2 separate regions of the Homo sapiens genome follow, and region 1 is linked to region 2. Evidence: chromatin contacts called from ENCODE Hi-C data. All regions are on one chromosome and are shown on one strand. The core of a region is the stretch at or near the end of the contact, and the rest is flanking DNA. Distances in the headings are between cores, read along the strand shown. Region 1 holds the start of JKAMP (JNK1/MAPK8 associated membrane protein). Region 2 holds the start of CDKN3 (cyclin dependent kinase inhibitor 3).

What was found. A loop is a pair of places that touch in the nucleus more often than their neighbours do. Pooled maps may share reads with other maps.
Region 1: a loop to region 2 is called in a map of B cell, with 20 times the contacts of the local background. The contact joins the promoter of JKAMP here to the promoter of CDKN3 in region 2. A Hi-C loop is called at or near these places in 2 of 168 maps with a recorded cell type or tissue (B cell and sciatic nerve) and 6 of 50 pooled maps.

Annotation. Positions count from the first base shown.
Region 1 is chr14:59,482,758-59,486,623 of GRCh38, forward strand. It overlaps JKAMP (JNK1/MAPK8 associated membrane protein), which reads left to right and starts at 1,760. Exons shown (of 7, transcript NM_016475.5): 1 at 1,760-1,836. The coding sequence starts at 1,833. It overlaps L3HYPDH (trans-L-3-hydroxyproline dehydratase), which reads right to left and starts at 1,651. Exons shown (of 5, transcript NM_144581.2): 1 at 1,052-1,651. The coding sequence starts at 1,559. RefSeq lists an enhancer at 1,726-2,005.
Region 2 is chr14:54,395,702-54,399,183 of GRCh38, forward strand. It overlaps CDKN3 (cyclin dependent kinase inhibitor 3), which reads left to right and starts at 1,306. Exons shown (of 8, transcript NM_005192.4): 1 at 1,306-1,376. The coding sequence starts at 1,368.

The DNA.
Region 1 (3,866 bases), core at 510-3,009, 5.1 Mb after region 2:
AACCTAGTTCTTCAGGGGGAATCAAGGTCCAACTTTCTAACAGATGATTTGCATGGCTTGAAGATTTTTAAGAAAAGGATAACTCTATTCCTGGTAAACTGGCTCCTGGCTCACTTCCAGTCACAATGACTAAAGCATTCTTACTGATAGAATTCAGCTCCTGGGAGGTAGTAGTCTGATGAGAAACCAGATGCCAGCTTGCCAGGTCATCCCTCCTGTAAGGGTTATGGTTATAGAGATGCCCTGCTTTACATGATAAGCTGTACAAGGATCTGTACTAGAGAATCCAGCAAAACCTTTTAATGGCTCAATAGGCCTAGGGAACTTTAGCGATCATATAAACCTTGCAATCTATCTCCAGGAATACAGTATCTTGCATACTCTCATTTAATCCTAACAAAAAAACTCTATGAGGGAAAAGAAGAAACACAGGCACAGAGAGATTAAGTAATTTGCCTAAGGTTGCACAGCTTTAGGGGGTTATCAGGATTTGAAACCAGGCAATGTGTGTTCCTGTTCTTAAAGAAAAGCAACATTCGTATCTTAATGATTTATAAACTGCTTTGTTCATTCATTCTCATTTAATTCTTCAAAGAAGTGGGGGAGGTGAGGAAAGGAGACCAGGTTTAGTAACTTATTAAGTGTGATTCTGTGTCTACCAAGCATATTCTCAGCCAGCCTGGAACCCTGGTACATTGGCTGTTCTTCGCTCTTTCCTTGACCCCACCGTACCTTGCTTTATCCACCGGTGAAATCTCTAGGAATGCCTCACCAGTGCAGAGGGAGGCGCTGAGTCAGGGTAACACGCAATTCCTCGCTCCTCAAGGGTCTCCCAAAACCACAGGCGGATGGGAGTCAGGGAAAATCGAAATTACACGCACCAAATACGCAAGGCTGCTGACACACGTTGGCAGTGATTTACCTTTCTATTAATTGCAAGGTTTCGCGGAGTAGGTTAGTTGCCAGAGTTCCAGCCCAGAAAAACCGTTAATGTAGTTAGTCGCGTCCCGGTTGCAGCTCTGCCCTGGGCTGGAAAGGTCCCGCCCATTACCTGTGGCCAGCACGAAGGCCGGGACGCTGTGGAAGCGCACCGGTCCGTGGCTGCGGCCGTCCTCGCATGCCACGAAGGCGGTCACCAGCCCGCAGGGGCAGTGGATATTGACGCGGGCCTCGCGGGTGCCCGCAGGGGGCGCCGGCACAAGCCCGAAGTCCAAAGCGAAGCGGCCCAGCGCCAGCACTGCGTGGCCGCACATGGAGCTGTAGCCCTCGTTGTGCAGGAACAGGACGCCCAGATGCGCGTCCGGCAGCTCGCTCGGGACTAGGACCGCCCCGTACATGTCCCGGTGCCCTCGGGGCTCGAACATGAGCCGTCGCCGCACGTGGTCAAGGTGCTGGCGCATGTAGCGCCGCTTGGCCAGCAGGGTGGGCCCAGACACCTCCGGACACCCCGCCAGCACGATACGCAAGGGCTCGCCGCCCGTGTGCATGTCCACCACCGACAGCACCGGCGTCCCTGGATCATGCGGGGGCAGCCGGGGCACCGCCAGCGCGCTCTCCATGGTCTGCGTCGGGGGAGACGAGTACGGTCCCGCAGCTATGGCTTCAAGCCCGACCCTCACCCACTGACTCCGCGGGAGGAGGGCGGGACGCTAACCAGCCACGTCCGGGGGGCGGGGTCTCGGAGCCTAAACCCGGAAGCGAGGGAGGAACTTCGGAGCTGTCGCCCGGGTTACCGGGAGGCGGAGCCGCCGAGCTCGCTGTGGCCCGGATGTTCGGTGCAGCTGCCAGATCCGCTGATCTAGTGCTTCTCGAAAAAAACCTTCAGGCGGCCCATGGGTGAGTGGTCGCCAAGATCCCGGGAAGCGTTTCTGGTAGTCCCGACTACTTTCCTACACGGCTGGCCTCGGGCTCGGCTCTTTGTAGGCGGCCTTCGGTTGGCGGCGCAGGCTCGCCCCTTGACCCCGCCCGCCCTCGGGCCGGGCTCCGCACTCCTGCGGGGTTGGGGTGGTCTGTCCGCAACGGGCTACTAGGGGAGGCGCGCTGTCTGCGGCGAAATGCCAGGTCTTTGTTGTTTGGTCCGAAATGTCTCTTCAGTCCCTTAGTTTAATGTCGAGGGAACACTTGCTTGAGGGTTGACTTCGGAATTGAAAACGCGGGTGATAGTGCAGAAAAAACAGTAAAGCAGAAGCAAGTTGCTGCATAATTTGTCTACTGCTTCAACCTCAAACGTAGATTTATAGCGCCCGTCACAAAGGGCAGGACCGCTGCAAAAAAATGGAATCTTAAAACTTTAGCCATCGTTCGCTAAAGGAAATGAAAGGAGAAATTCAACAGTCGCTTGGAGCCTGGGTTTTGCTTAGTAAGTGATAGGCTGTTTATTTCAGTTCAGTTTATCATACTGGTTTTCAGGCCTTGGATTTTGAGAAACTTTAGATTATTGATATTCACGTGTATTTATTAAGCATCTACTAGATGTAAAGCCCATACAGAAGTTTCCAATTCCTTACCTTCTGCATTCTTGAAAAACCTGAAATATTCATTTTCATGTATTAATTTAGAACATTGTGATTACAATTGGTTACAAAAAAAATAAGCGCCCATTAAAGAGGCCAGTGGGTTTAAAAAGCTAAGTCCGAAATTTGTTAAAAGCGAAAATATTAAACTGGAGGAATATTATTCAATGCTGTTTCTCTTTTTCTCTCAGCAGCATAAGGAGAAGGAAGTAAAAAGTCTGCTTGAATGTGAAAGGAGAGAAGGCACTGTAGACCAGGCAGTCTAGATTGTGAATTCGTGAATAATTTGGGAAATGATTGTTCAAGAATAGTCAAAAGATGCATAATTTTTCAAATTAATTCACATGTAGACCGCAGTTTGTTTTGAGACGGAGTCTCCTTCTGTAGCCCAGGCTGGAGTGCAGTGGCGCGATCTCGGCTCACTGCAACCTCTGCCTCCTGGGTTCAAGCGATTCTCCTGCCTCAGCCTCCCCAGTAGCTGGGACTACAGGCGCGCGCCACCACGTCAGGCTAATTTTTGTATTTTTAGTAGAGACGGGGTTTCACCATTTTGGCCAGGCTGGTCTGGAACTCCTGACCTCATGATCTGCCCACCTCGACCTCCCAAAGTGCTGGGATTACAGGCGTGAGCCACCTCACCGAGCCTGTTTGTTTGTTTTAATCAATGAATGAATGAAGGGAATCAGATGTCACTGATGAAGAAAACTTCCATAATTTCTTGTGAATAAGGTCAAAGACAACGTATTAGGTTCTTAGTTGTTGGGGTTTTTTTAAGTAAGGAATAGCTGCTTTTCCCCTAAGCCTTTAGATCAGGGGCTTAATTTTAATGCAGTGGTTTCTAAAATATTGGCCCAGTGACAGCCTTGATGAAATTTTCACTTATCCTCCACAAAAATGATAAAAGCTAGGACAATGTAGGAAACTTTTTATAAAGGTAATTTGCATACCTCTGTTATGAAATTATGTTCTCTCTGCTTTTCCCATGTGAAAATGTGTTCTGTTATGAACATAGGTGATAATGATAATTGTGTGTCTACATGTGGGTGCTTAATGTCCTGACTGGGCAAAATACAAGGTGGTGACCCTCTACTGGTGCTCTAATTTAAAAATATATGTATATTTGAACTTTATAATCAGTTAAACTCAGAAGTATCCTCTAATCATACCGGGTTAGGCTTTGAGTCCTGGAGATAGATCCTGCTCTGCTGGTTGAGGACCTTAATCATAAGGCACGGTATTAACAGCAAGGTTCCAGGATAACTGTCTGCAGTGTCACAGTGTAAAAGGAGAAATGTAAATTTAAAAATGCTTCAAGACTTTTGTCTAATACATATTATTCAAAAATTTGAAACT
Region 2 (3,482 bases), core at 56-2,555:
TAAATCTGTTTCTATATCCATATATACACATCCTATTCATTCTTTATCTCTGGGCAACCATGACTAGCTAATACAGTCTCTAAATCAAACTGTGGTACCTTCTTTACTAAGGAATTCCTTCTAATAGCTCTATACCCATTGGCTTTCACAACATGAATCAGGGGTTGAAATTTCTGCATATTTTTCTCAGATCTGCTCCAGGCGACTTCCTTTCCCATGGCTAGTTAAATGGGGACTGGAGAAGGCGGAGAAATACTCACATTTTTAAAAGATTACAGCTAATTATGTAGACACACTGGCCCTTAGACCTATCTTACCTGGCATTTTATAATTTCCCTTTCACACAATATAATTTAATTCATATTTGGGGGACAGGAATATTGATCTACACTGTAACTTGTCTAGTTTCTGGAACGATAAACTAAAACTTCAAGCATATAAAATATGTTTATACTCTAAATTTTTAGTTTTTTCCCTAGTATTTGTATGTCTAGATATAATTACAAAGTCTATGTGATGTTTTTCATGTGACGATCCAATACAGTGCTTCCCTGAGCCCTTAAAAAATAAAAAATAAAAATACAACTTAAAGAAACAAAAACTCCCTACCGTAGCCGCTACAAGGGAGGCTAAGGCGGGAGGATTGCTTGAGGACAGGAGTTCGAGGCCAGCCTGGGCAACATAGTAAGACTTCCGTCACAAACACAAAAACTCCCAACCCGGGTTCGAGACCAGCCTGACCAACATGGAGAAACCCCGTCTCTACAAAAAATACAAAAATTAGTCAGGCTTGGTGGCACATCCTTGTAATCCCAGCTACTCGGGAGGGTGAGGCGGAGACTCGCTTGAATCCGGGAGGCGGAGGTGGCGGTGAGCCGAGATCGCGCCATTGCACTCCAGCCTGGGCAACAAGAGCGAACTCCGTCTCAAGAAAAAAAAAAAAATCACCTCCCAACCGTATGGACCACGCTGACATCCTGCCATCAAGAAGCAAAGCTTTCCAGCGTCCCCCAAGCGCTAGGGCCGCCTTCTGACTCTTCCGCCCCGCCTCCGCCCCCTGCACTCTCCCAACTGGCGGGAGGAGGGCGCCCTCCCAGCCAATCAACGTCCCACAGGGCCCGCCTCCCGCGCGTCTTTCAAAGGTCTTCTAGGAACCAGTCAGCGATTAGAGGCCGAGTCTTCGGCCACCCAAAGGCGGAGTAAGAAACCAGAAGCGGATCTGATTGGTTGCTGGAAGACGCCGCGCCCACCTCACAGAAGGACGAACCAGTGAGCTAAGCTGCGGGGCGCGGGCTCGGCCGGGGCACCGGTGAGTCGCCGGCGCTGCAGAGGGAGGCGGCACTGGTCTCGACGTGGGGCGGCCAGCGATGAAGCCGGTGAGTCGGACGTGCTGGGGTTTGGAGGAGCGAGGCGGCAGGGACGCAAGCGGTCCCGGGGACCCGATCCTGGGCCGGAGGGCAGCCCTAGCCTGGTAGCAGTGCGACTGGCGCCGTAACCGTTCTGCGGGTCGGGGAGGTGACTCGCACGGGCCCAGCACGGGCACGAGAGACGAAGGAGCAGGGTCGGTGGCCGACGAAGGAAAGACGGACATTCGCTGTGCACCTGCTGTGGGCTGTCACCTGTCCCCTGCGGGGTCTCATAAGCCTCCCAGCCGCCCAGCCAAAGAGGGCCGAGCCTCGTTGTACCGAGGAAACCGAGCCGAAGAGCTTGAGTGTCAGCGATGAGTGGGCGCGATACCCCAGCCCCGAAGGGTGGCCGGGCGCTACCTGCGCCCACAGGGCCTGGGGAAACCTTGAGTACGAATGCCACGCCGCGGCTTGTGGGCGACACCACCGCTGTCACCATGCCCCAGGGCCACCTGGCAATGCTGCTCTTTTCCCGTGACGTTCAGAATCACAGGGCCTGGGGAAGCAGAAACGTCCAGCTCTGTTAGGATTAATAAACCTGGTGAATGGGCCACACAAATTTGAAATATGAATCATCAAAGTTGCTTTAAAGAAAAAACAGATGCAGGCAAGGAGCTGAAGATCCCCCACCTAACCCATATTTCCTACTGCCCGGCTTGACAACCTACTGGAAGCCTTTCCTTTGGGTGCAGTTGATTATAATACTTCAGATAGAGCCAAAGCAACAGAAATCCATAGCCTAGGGCCGGGTGGTGTCTCGCGCCTGTAATCCCAACACTTTGGGAGGCCAAGGCGGGCGGATCACTTGAGGCCAGGAGTTGGAGACAAGCCTAGCCAACACGGTGAAACCCCGTCTCTACTAAAAATACAAACATTAGCTGAGCGTGGTAGTGCACGCCTGTAGTCCCAGCTACTCGGGAGGCTGAGCCACGCAAATAGCTTGAACCCAAGAGGCAGAGGTTGCAGTGAGCGGATATCACGCCACTGCCCTCCAGCCTGGGCGACAGAGCAAAACCCTATCTCAAGATAAAAGAAAGAAAGAAAAAAAAGTCCGTAGCCTAAATTAGCCGTCCTGTGATCTTCTAGTACCAAGACCGTTGTAGAATATAGCTTCAGAGCTAGAAAGAGCATTAGGTGCTTACAATTGCTAATCCCTATGTTGCCATGTGGAGGGACATCAGCTGTCCTTCACTCCTGGCCTCTTTCTCCACCTGTCCCCATTGAGTTATCTGATCCCCGAGTTTGGAAGGAACTGAACACCAGTATCTCAACTTTTTCTTTCCTTCTTTCTTGGGATCTACCTGCCTGCCTGCAGAAGGTGCTTTCTGGTCCACTCTCTGGCACACAGGAGCCCCAGACTGTCCATGGCCACCTGTGACTGGGTGGATACATTTGTCTAATTCTGGGGTGAACAAGGGGCAAGCCCACGTGGCAACAGCTTTAAGCTGCATACTCCATTTGATATACAATAATAAAACTCCATTTCTTTATCTTTCAATTGGTTTCAACTAGGGAGTGAGAAAAGGGTATGGGTTTTGTTCTGTTTTGTTTTTGTTTTTCTTTTTCTTTTGATTCCTTAAAATTTCAACAAGGAGTGTAGAAGTCTTCCATGTCAAAATGCTGCAGGATTAAGTTCCAACTGCTTAGATCAGCATACGAAGTCTATCTCAATCTCTCTAGTCTAGTGATTCATAAAGTTGGAGGCAGGTTATTTCACCTACACCACCCCCACCAAACTACTAGGCCATGTGGGGATGTTTTTTGAGAAAAGGGGTGGGCAAAACTACTTCATCTCCTCTACTCCATCTCTATTTTGATATCACAGTTCCTCAATACACAAGCCCTTGGCTTAACTTCTTTCCTTTCTTTTTTCTTCTTCCTTTTTTTTTTTTTTTTTTGGCAGAGTCATGCCCTGTCAGCCAGGCTGGAGTGCAGTGGTGTGTTCCTGGCTCACTGCAACCTCTGCCTCCTGGGTTCCAGGGATTCTCCTGCCTCAGCCTCCCGAGTAGCTGGGATTACAGGCATGTGCCACCATGCCTGGTTAATTTTTGTATTTTTGGTAGAGCCAGGTTTTGC